Linked DNA regions of Homo sapiens: region 2 is linked to region 1. The links are chromatin contacts, found by Hi-C in ENCODE. All regions are on one chromosome and are shown on one strand. Each heading gives the region's core, a stretch centred on a gene start or an enhancer-like site at or near the end of the contact. The rest is flanking DNA. Distances are from core to core; before and after follow the strand shown. Region 1 overlaps LOC124902544 (a long non-coding RNA gene). Region 2 overlaps TMEM72-AS1 (TMEM72 antisense RNA 1).

Evidence for each region. A loop is a pair of places that touch in the nucleus more often than their neighbours do. Pooled maps may share reads with other maps.
Region 2: a pooled map shows a loop between it and region 1 (4-fold over the local background). The contact joins two enhancer-like sites. A Hi-C loop is called at or near these places in 2 of 50 pooled maps.

The regions. Positions count from the first base shown.
Region 1 is chr10:44,298,288-44,303,645 of GRCh38, reverse strand. The region is part of intron 1 of LOC124902544 (a long non-coding RNA gene); the gene reads left to right. Among named protein-coding and RNA genes, the nearest start is that of LINC02881, 8.2 kb to the right of the region's middle. RefSeq lists enhancers at 1,737-2,936, 5,225-5,358. Within about 2 kb of position 2,110, at least 2 of the 41 ENCODE cell types and tissues checked have a DNase peak (open chromatin) inside an H3K27ac peak, as active enhancers do.
Region 2 is chr10:44,945,967-44,951,324 of GRCh38, reverse strand. All of the region lies in intron 1 of TMEM72-AS1 (TMEM72 antisense RNA 1), which reads left to right. Among named protein-coding and RNA genes, the nearest start is that of TMEM72-AS1, 11 kb to the left of the region's middle. RefSeq lists an enhancer at 3,254-3,493. Within about 2 kb of position 2,409, at least 4 of the 41 ENCODE cell types and tissues checked have a DNase peak (open chromatin) inside an H3K27ac peak, as active enhancers do.

The sequences.
Region 1 (5,358 bases), core at 861-3,360:
TTTATATTTTTTGTAGCTATTGTAAACAGGATTCCTTTCTTGATTTCTTTTTCAGATTGTTCACTGCTGGCATATATAAATGTTACCAAGTTTGTATTAATATATTGATTTTGTATCTTGCAATGTTGTTGAATTCATTTATCAGTTTTAACAGTTTTTTGGTTGAATTTTTAGGTTTTTCTAAGTACAAGATTATGCCTTCTGTGAACAAGACTAATTTGACTCCATCTTTTCCAATTTTGATGCCTTTTATTTCTTTCTCTTGCCTAATTGCTCTGACCAAGACCTGCAGTATTATGTTGAATAATAGTGGTGAAAATAGCCATCCTTGTCTTATTTCAGTTCTTACAGGAAAGGCCTTCAAATTTTCCCCCTTCAGTATTATGTTAGCTGTGGCTTTGTCATATATGGCCTTTATTAGTTTGAGGTATGTTCCTTGATTACCCATTTTTATAAGGGTTTTTATCATAAAGGGACATTGAATTTTATCAAATGCTTTTTCAGCATCTGTTGGAATAATCATATGGTTTTTGTTCTTGATTCTGTGAATGTGATGTATTATGTTTGTTTGTTTGCATATGTTGCATGTGTATGTTTATTTGCATTGCCCCATCTTTGCATCACTGGGATGAGTCCCATTTGGTCATGATGAATGATCTTTTTAATGTGTTGTTGAATTTGGCTAGCTAAGATTTTGTTGAGGATTTTTGCATCTATATTCATTAGTAATATAGGCCTGAAGTTTGTTGTTGTTGTTGTTGTGTCCGTGTCTAGTGTTGTTATCAGAGTAATGCTGGCCTCTTAGAATGAGCTTGGAAGTACTCCCTCCTCACCATTTGTTTTGAAGAGTTTGAGTAAGATCGGTATTTATTCTTTAATGTCTGGTAGAATTCGGCAGTGATTCAATCTGTTCCTGGGGCTTTTCTTTGATGGGATATCTCTCTTTTTGGCTCTAATCTTCCTAACAGGGGAAATTTTAACCTAGGAACATGATGCTTTCTATTGCTACTTTGTTCAAAGCCTAACAGTTTAATGTCAGCGGTAGTAATGATGACAACAGCAGCTGACCTGACTGAGCACCCCCACATGTGACAAGACACCATGCTAAGGGATTTACATCTCTTAGCTCCTCGAACCCTGACAACTGCCTTGTTTTCTCATTTCACACATGATGAAACGAGACTCAGGAGATTCAACAACTTGAGGTTAACAATGTGCCTAAGGTCACATCATAATTCTGGTGGGATGCAGCTTCCTATCTCCTGTAAGTGGGCCATTTTAAGGCCCACCCGGGCAGAGCCCCTCGACTGGCATAACTTAATAATACTCGATTTCAGATAACTTATTAAAATCATTTCACCACAGTAGAGCAAATAACTGTGGTCAATGGTGATGGCAGTGGAAACCTTTCCAGCAACCATGAGCTACTCTTTGCAAATGATCACTCTGGCGGATAATCCCATTAGTTCTCTTCTACCACCTCTTCAGAAATACTCTCACCTCCCAGCACAGAGGCACCTGGGCTGTGGCTTTTCCAGAAATGAAGAGATGGGGATGGGGGCAGGGAAAATAACACTTGATTATCTAAAATATCTCTATTTCTTAATTTTTAATTTATTTGGTGACAGTAATACAGAAAGCTGGAATAATGCCAAGCAGCCATGTGTCATACAACGAATAACTTGTCCTGCTGTGTGCTGTATTAAAAGGACTTTTTGAATGACTACATTATGGACACATTGAGTGCTCTGATCCAGAAGAGTCCATGGTGCCTTCAGACAAGAGCCCTGGGCACCTCTGTAGCAACGTGTCCCCTACTTCTCACTGTCCCCAAAGGTTTTCCTGAAATCCTGCCTTAGATATCAAGGAGGCCATTGTCATGGCCTCCTTCAGCACAGACCTTATTATTTCCTTATTGGAGCTGTCAAAAAATCTTGGGATGGTTCTTTTCTCAAGAATCATCCTTTGACACTTGCTAGTCTGTCCTAGAGCCTAGGAACATTCCCAGCTTTCTGCTCCTTTCTCTCCTTTTGCTGTCTAGGCCTTGCATACCCTGTGCTGGCTCCTGGCTCCTGGCCCTGCCTGGTGTGCTGAGCTGGCACCATCATCCCCTGGAGTCGGCTCAGGGCCAACAAATTTCTGACACAAGGAGATTAATTAGGTCCAGGGAAGCGAGAAGCAGGTGCTGTGAGTCATGTGGCGATCAGCTGTGCTTTCTCTATGATAGAATGCAAATGATCCCACACACTCAAATTCCCAGCATCATCATGACCATCATGACTGATCAGACCATGGCCACAGGGATTTTAACTCCAGTGATGACGGGCAGTGAGGTCAGCTACATCTCAAATCAAGAAAGACAGACAAGTCGGTAAACCAGCTTCTGTGAATCAGAACCATTGACCACATCTAATTCCAGGGAGCAGAGCCAAGGCTGCAGCCTGAGGGCATGTCTGTCACTAAGGCTGGTGAGATGCTGAGTCATTTAGTTTCCAGCAATTAGGCATCTTCTGCTCAAGCAAAAAGTAGCCAGATGACTATCTGGTGAGGTAAGCTGTAGTAATAATATGAACAATCATAATTGATTTGCATTGTGATGCCTACATCTAAAAGTACCTCCATTTATTTCTTTATGTTGTTGTGCATGTATTCATTCATTCAATGGACATCTTTTTGAGCTCAAAAGATGAGGAAACTACTGTGCTGGGCCTTAATGGCCCTTGCCATCAAGAAACTCAGGGTCTCTTGGGGAATGATACAAACACAAGACTCACAGCATCCAGTTAAAATGCCATGCTTTCTGTTATACCAGGCACCATGGAAACACCGTGGGAAGGCTGGAGAACTCTGCTTCTGGACGTGTTCATTCAGGCCCATCCTTGTCTCCACCTCACTTACTCTCTTCACTTCTGGCAGGGCTGAATGCCCTCATTTTACCCAACACCAGGAATCTCCAAGGAACCCCAGAAAGTTGCAGGACCCTGGACTCCTTTCTTGTAGCTAGGGGTCAGGTCAGGCACATGCACATCAGCTGCCGGGGAGGAAGTGGGGTGCAGGGATGCAGACCGGGCTGCAAAATAGCCTCTCAACATCCCAGCCTCTCTGCAGGAGAGATGCTGCCCGTGGCCACTCCAGAGTTGGTGGACCTCATTCATGTCTCCAGGAGAGATAAACGACTTTAACAAAACCCAGCAATATTAGCAAAGCCTGTGGCCAGAACATTTCAGTGAGTAATTTTAATGCCCAGGTGTGTAGCATGGCACAGAAAAACATCTTTGAGGATGGATTAACAACACATTTTGCCATCCCCTGAGAGATTTTACCCTGAACGCACACATCTCTAAGAGATGGTGTGGTCCCTATCATTAGATTGTTATGAAGAATGCTTTAGGAAGTCTCTCCCAGGTGCCAAGGCTCCTCTGGGAAAAGGTTCAAAGGGTGGTGGGCCAGTCCTCTGGGCACATGCATTCCTGGTGCAGACCACCAGAATTGTGCCAGTAGTAGCTAAGGGTGTTAGCAAGTCCTGGTGCATGCCACGGTGCAGGCCCAGGCAGCCAGCCTGTGCTCTTCATTCTGGGACAGTGCTGTCCTGGACTGTCCTTTATGACCACCCCCAGCCTTGGTTCTGCAGTGGGGCATGGTTGTGTGCTGGTGGCAACAAGGACACGCCCTGACCCTCTGCTCCCTCTCTTGTTCTCCTTTTGTTTTAACATTTTCCTCAGATTATAGAATTACCACATGCCAACTATTATGAGCTGAATTGGGCCTTCCCACCCACAAATCCATGTGTTAAAGCCCTAACCCCTAGCACCTCAGAATGTGACTGTATTTGGAGATAGGATCTTTAAAGAAGTAAATAAGTTAAATGAGATCATTAGGGTGGGCTCTCATCAAATTTGACTGATGTCCTTCTAAGAAGATGGGGACACAGACACACACAGGGGGAAGACCACGTGAAGACACAGGGCATCTGCAAGCCAAGGAGAGAGAGAGGCCTCAGGACTCTGCCAGCACCTTGAGCTCAGTCTTCCAGCCTCCACAACTGTGAGAGAATAAATTTTCATTGTTTCAGCCCCCAGTCTGTGGTATTTTGTTATGGTAGCCCTAGCAAACTAATACACCTTCCACAGAAAATTGAGGAGATATACACAAATTTAGATTGTGAAAATAATGACTATTTTTCTAAATCTCTCTACCCAGAGAAAATTTCAGTTACTATTTCAGTCATTTTTCTTACAGTTTAAAAATCCATATTATATAGAGAGACAAATTGACAGTGGTGGTAGTTAGAGATTACATTCTGTATCCAACTTGCCTTCTGAATTGACATTGCATGAATGAGTACCGCCTTATGTCAATAGGTTCGGGCCATAATTTAATCATTGGTAATATTGGGGGTCATGCTTTATTCTAGACAGACAGACCCACACACCCTACTTTTTAATTATATTATCCATACTGTTCTTTTTCCAGATTTCCTTATTTAGTAGTCAATATGGATAGATTTCTATGTTCATAAACATGGATTTGTGTCATATGTAAATTTTTGGATAATATTTTATAGAACAGGGTTATGAGTTTTCTTTAAACCTATATTGATGGTCATTTAAAATTTTTCATTTCTTTTTTTTTTTTTGTTAAAAATGAAAGCACTGTGAGGACTGCCTGATCGCATAGCTATGCACCCTGGAACTCTTTCTTTAGAACCAGTTCTGAGGCTGCAGTGCCTACGGTGGAGTTGAGGGAGTGTTTGCTTCCAATTCCTGCCTGTTGTCCTGGAGGTTGGCTGCGACTCTATCCCCAACAGCAGTTTATGGGCAAGGGTGTCCATAATCTTTTTGCACATTTAACATTCTCAATCTAGGCTGGTTTGGGGCTATAAATTATACCTCACTGGGGCTTTTACAAATTTATTGGTCATTTGCATTTCGTTTTATTTGAATTGCCTGTTTGTATTCTCTTTCTGCTTCTAAAAGTTGGTGTGTTTGCCTTTTCCTAACAGTTTTATAAGATCTTTTTAGGTAATAGCAATTTTAATTCTTTTATATGTATTTGGCAATTCCCTTCCTGCTCGCTATTCCCCCCAGTTTTCCTTATCTCTTAATTTTGTACATGGCAGGTTTTTATTTTATTTCAGAGCACATTTTAAGTTTTTATGTATTAACATCTATTAGTCTTTTCCTTATATTACTTCAGATTTTGGTTGCCTGCTTAGAAAGCACTTTCACACCCAGATATTCATACAATTTTCACTAAATGTTTTCTTTTACTGCCCTTATGATTTTTTTTAAATATTAAAAATATTTAGCCCATCTGGAATTCATTTTGGTGTGAGGTATGAGGTAGGACTGTAACACT
Region 2 (5,358 bases), core at 1,160-3,659, 650 kb before region 1:
TTTTGAGACAGGGTCTCACTCTGTTTCCCAGGCTGGAGTGAGTGGCACGATCACAACTCACTGCAGCCTTGACCTCCCAGGATCAGGTGATCCTCCCACCTCAGCCTCCTAAGTAGTTAGGATCACAGGTACATGCCACCACACCTGACTAATTTTTTGTAGAAACGGGGTCTCACTTTGTTGTCCAGGCTGGTCTCAAACTCCTGGGCTCAGGCAATCCTCCCGTCTTGGCCTCCCAAAGTGCTGGATTTACAGGTGTGAGCCATGGCGCCTCACCTGGGGATCCTTTTAGTACTGAGGGAAGGAAACCTTTCCCAGAAGCTTCCCAGTCACCTTCCCTTTCTTCCCATTGGCCACGACTAGGGTGCAGGCACCTTGGGAAGGGTGGACCACTGTGACTAACCCAATGCAGGACATGGCTGGCCAAGGGGAGGAAGGTACATGAGCCAGGACAATTCAAGCTCCATCAGAAAACGGGGTCAATAGTATCCCCTGGGAGAAGCCGTGCAATGCCTGCCACAACCCTGCAGAGTCCCAGCAGCTGAGGGGGTCTATTCCAGGGGCGAGATCACGGCCTGCAATGTGTGAGCTGGGTCTCAAGAGGGAGAGAGGGAACAGGCTGGAGAGATGGAAGTCTGGGAGAGCAGCTCCTCGGGAGAGCACCATGCATGAGGAGTGAGGCTTGGGGCAGCTGGGAGAGGACCTAGAGATGGGGAGAGAGAGAAGGAGTGTGGCCAGGAGCACAGGGGGCCACTCAGGCCAGAGAAGTGGGAACTGAAAATGCTCTGGTGAAGGGGAGAGCAGCAGCTGGGCCTGAGACCAGAAAAGCCCCCATGGGCTGCTGGAGGCTCGGGGAGGTGGCAGTGAGCTCTGGGCTCAGGGCACAAGAGGCTTTTGGAGGCTGGGTGCTGGCTGGACTCTGTTTGCCAGCCTTCTCTGTAAGTCCCAGGCATTAGAGCACAGCAAGCAGGAATAACAGGAGCCCTGGGCCCTTAGAAGGAAACTGAGGAGAAGCCTGGATGTCCATGCTGTGTTCCTGAGTTTTAAGGTGACATTTTCTTGGCCACTTTTTATCTGCATGGTGTTGGGGAGACCCTGCTGAGGCTAGGGTTCTTGTTCTGGTCTTGGAGGTGGCACGGCTGGGGCCTGGAGGGAGAGCTTGGCACAGCTCCCAGGCTCTGCTGGGGCCCAGCTCCGCTCAGGAATTATCAGTCACTCAGAGAAAACTCAAAGGGCACTAGGCCTCCAGCAGTCAGCAGCAGTCACAACCAAAGTGGGGAGTGGCTCCATTTGCCTTCTCCACCTGAGCTAGTGCTCCCCTTTCTCATGCTTCCTTTATCCCCCACATTGATGAGCCACTTTTTCCTCCTCTTCATCTGCACTGCCACACCCCACCCCGAACACTTAGCATCCCAGGTGACTTAGCTGGAGGGAACCTGCTATGGACTGAATTGTATTCCCCTAAATTTATATGTAGAAGCTCTAATCCCCAGTGTGATGGCGTTAGGAGGTAGGGCCTTTGCAGGGTGATTGGATCATTTGCATGGAACCCTCTTGCATAGGATTAGTGCTTCTGTAAGCAGAGACATAAGAGAGATGACTTCTTTCCTCCACGTGAGACTATAGCAAACAGGCAGCTCTCTGTGACCCAGGAAGCCAGCCCTCCCTAGAACCTGACCATGCTGGCACCCTGATCTTGGACTTCTAGCCTCCCCTCCAGAACTTCGAGGAATAAATGTTTGTTGTTTGAGCCACCCAGTGTATGGTATTTGTTATGGCAGCCCAAACTGAGTGAAACAGAACCTTAGGGGTTACCTGGTCAAAACCCCCCTTGTTCAGATGATGAGAGGAGAGAGGCCCAGGCCATCAGGCAGGTGAGGTCTGTGGCCAGCCTCAGACTTTAGTTTCCTGATGGCATTAAGAATCTCTGCTCTGAGCCTGGAATGAATACAGGCTCTACCTGTTTTTAGCTGTGTGCAAATTACCACGCACTGTGGTTTCCCATCTATAGAATGGGGCTGTAAGGGACCTGGCCTCACAGGCTCTGGGGATTAGAGGAGATGGAGCAGGCAAAGCACTGAATCCACTGAGGTCTCAGTGCTCTCAGTGATTATCATCATTGTTGTTGATACGCCTGCTTGCCTTATATTCTTTTTACTGCACAAACGCCTTGTTACATATGGAAAATAAATCCACCTGCTTCAGACTCTGATGGACTTGGCCATGCTTCCTTTGTCCCAAGATAGACAATGATGTGCATGATAAGATTCCAGCTCTGCTTCCGAAGCTCAACTCAAATCTACCTTCCCAGACTTCCCTCTGCCTGACTTCCTCTCTCATAGCATACTGTTTGTGATTTTACTGTAGTGCCATGTCTGCCTCATGTCAGTCACACATTTGGCTTGTCTAGAGAGCACACAGCATGCCAGACTCACTCCTTCAGCCCAGCACCTTGTGTGATGCCTGGTCCACACAGTAGGTGCTTAGTAAATGTTTGCTGAGTTAAACCGACTTTTGCCCTTAGCAACCTATTCTCTAAGTTTATGCTGGTGCTGTTGGTTTAAAAGAAAGGAACATGTTTCAATGTGGAAAGAGGAACTCAAGACTTGGGGCCTGCAAATACCTCATCCAGTTTCCTGGAAGCTGGAAACTGAAGCTATAGTGGGCTGGTGGCATCCTCACCCCTGGCGGAGCGTGTGCAGCCTCAGGTAGAAGCACCTATTTAGGGACAAATGAATAATCAAAGGCATGGCCCATTTGCTTTACTCTTTATCTGCTCTTTAAAGGGAAATTTGATTTGAAACTCACAGAGTCTTCCATATCAATGAGGTGGTAAACATCTGCTTGGATGGGCTTTTGCTCCTGCCCCAGTTATTCCCAGTACAACCTTCTGTGGTTCTGATGCTCCCCATTTCCTCCAGATCCCTGTCCTGAGACTATGCAAGCTTTCCAGAAGCTCATACTGTAAAAAGAATTGCACAGCATATGTTTAGACTCAGTGCTGGATTTTCCTTGGGCTTGCTCTTAAGTTTGGGCAAATGCCCCCTGGTAATGTGCACAGCTGGGCATCCCTGAGGCTTGGAGCTGGCAGGACCTTTTGGGATGGCCTTATCCCTTGGGTTTCATGTGGGGAATGACCCAAGACTCCAAATCCCAGCAGAGTCAAGTGGGACCATACTCCTGGACTCCTGACTTCCTGGATGCTGCTATTCTTTCTATGCAGCTGTCTCACCCTTGTCATAATGGGAAACTCAGGGCATAACATTCCACTTAACTGCAACTTGGCTTCTCGAAATACCTCTTCTCTTCTGTGCAAAGATCATGACTCGGTTCTTCCTTCTTCTGTGGACCGTAACAAGCCATTCAGCCAGTCAAGCAAGTCCCATGGGAAATCCCCATTTTGGCCAACAGAGACAGTTCCTCTTTATCTCCCAAGAACACTACCCTTTTGCTCCCCTTTCCAGGTAGTCAAACAGCTGACTGTTCATCAGCAGGCTAGCAGCTGAGCCCGGGGCTTTGAGGGACAGATGACAGCTGGATGGCTGACCAGCTTGCAGAGAAAGCTTGAAATCTTGGGCACACAGGGAATGGAGCAAGAGATTTTCCCATTTGGACATACCAAAGGATAAGTTCTCTTTGAGAGATTGGTGAGGAGTGAGATGGGGTAGAATTCCAGGAAAAGGGAATGAAGTTTGTTTCTCAGGCAAACATGCCATCAGCAAGGTATGGGCTCTAGGCTGAGCTGACAGCAGCAGACAGGGCTTGATGAGCGTGACTTCCAGCCTGCAGAGAGAGCTGCATTCCTGCAAGAAGGGAGCAAATGGCCCCAGAGCAGCTGTAGGCACCAATGTCCCAGGAAAGAAGCATTCCGGGGCCAGGAAGATCCTGCCAATACTTCACTTATATCATAATATTTAATTCTTAGCCATTTGTGGATGTCAGTACATTATTATTGCTTTTTTTCTGTTTTTTTTTTCTTCTTGTATTATTATACTTTAAGTTCTAGGGTACATGTGCACAACGTGCAGGTTTGTTACATATGTATACATGTGCCATGTTGGTACGCTGCACCCATTACCTCATCATTTACATTAGGTATATCTCCTAATGCTTTCCCTCCCCCCTCCCCCCACCCCACAATAGGCCCTGGTATGTGATGTTCCCCTTCCTGTGTCCAAGTGTTCTCATTGTTCAATTCTACAGAATGGGAGAAAATTTTTGCAATCTATTCATCTGACAAAGGGCTAATATCCAGAATCCATTATTGCTTCTTTACAAATGGAGAAACAGGCTCAGAGGAGTTCCACTAGCTGGTCACACAGCTGGTGAAGGGCAGATATAGGGCTCAAGCCTAGGTCTTGTGTACTTGATGGTCAAAGTTCTCATCAGTGCACTCTATTTCCTCATGGTCATGGTAAAAAAGTAAAAATTAGGAGCAGTACTTTAGGACTCAGTAGCTCAGATGCCCCGTTTTATAGCAAAACAACTATTTTACTGGAGAAAATGACAAATATTAATTCATTTAAATCTCTGGAAATTGTCCTAAGGGCACACAGCAAATGGAGAAACATTCATTTAATAAAATCTACTAAATTTTGGTAAAAACAGTGAGGGAGGGTCCATGGCATTTGAACCATGACCCACTCCCCTACCCTCTCTCAGCTCTGCCTTATGGAAACTCTGCTCTAGGGTCTTTACTCTGGGCAGGTGTGGTCAAGAACACAGGGGCTTCCTCTCCCTGTAGCCCTCAGTCTAGGCTATAATTTCACTCCAGGAGGGGCAAGATGCTGGTGTGTCTCATCCCACTTGGCCCTGTGTTGCAGAAGCTCTATTCTAGGGAGGCACGGCCAAGATAACTTAGGTTTACTTTCTCTTCTGAGCACCGAGTCATTTAGCAGAAGCTCTATTACAGGAGCAACAGACTGAGAATACTGGAGCCTTGATTACTCACCCTAACTCACTCCTAGGGCAGAGGTTTCACACTGAAAGGGGCAAGCTGAGAATACCAGGGGCCACTTCCCCTAGAACCTACTTGTAGAGCAGAGGTTCCCCTAGTACCTACTTGTAGAGCAGAGGTGCCTCTTCAGGGAAGCAGGTAGTTCCCACTCCCAGCTCCTGTGCAGTGCTGCAGACATTCTACCCGGGGAGAAAGCAGACAGTAAGAATGAAGAGCTTATAGCTCTGCCTGAGAGGAAGGATTTTGTTCAGGACAGGATGTGGATAATTCTGTGCAACATACTGTTATTGAAAACAATGAATAGCTTGGGGAGAGCAATTAAAAGTGCTCGTAACTCCGTGAAACTGGTAGCAAAAAACAAAAGGGCAGGACACCCAGAAATTTAACAAATAACTGGGAAA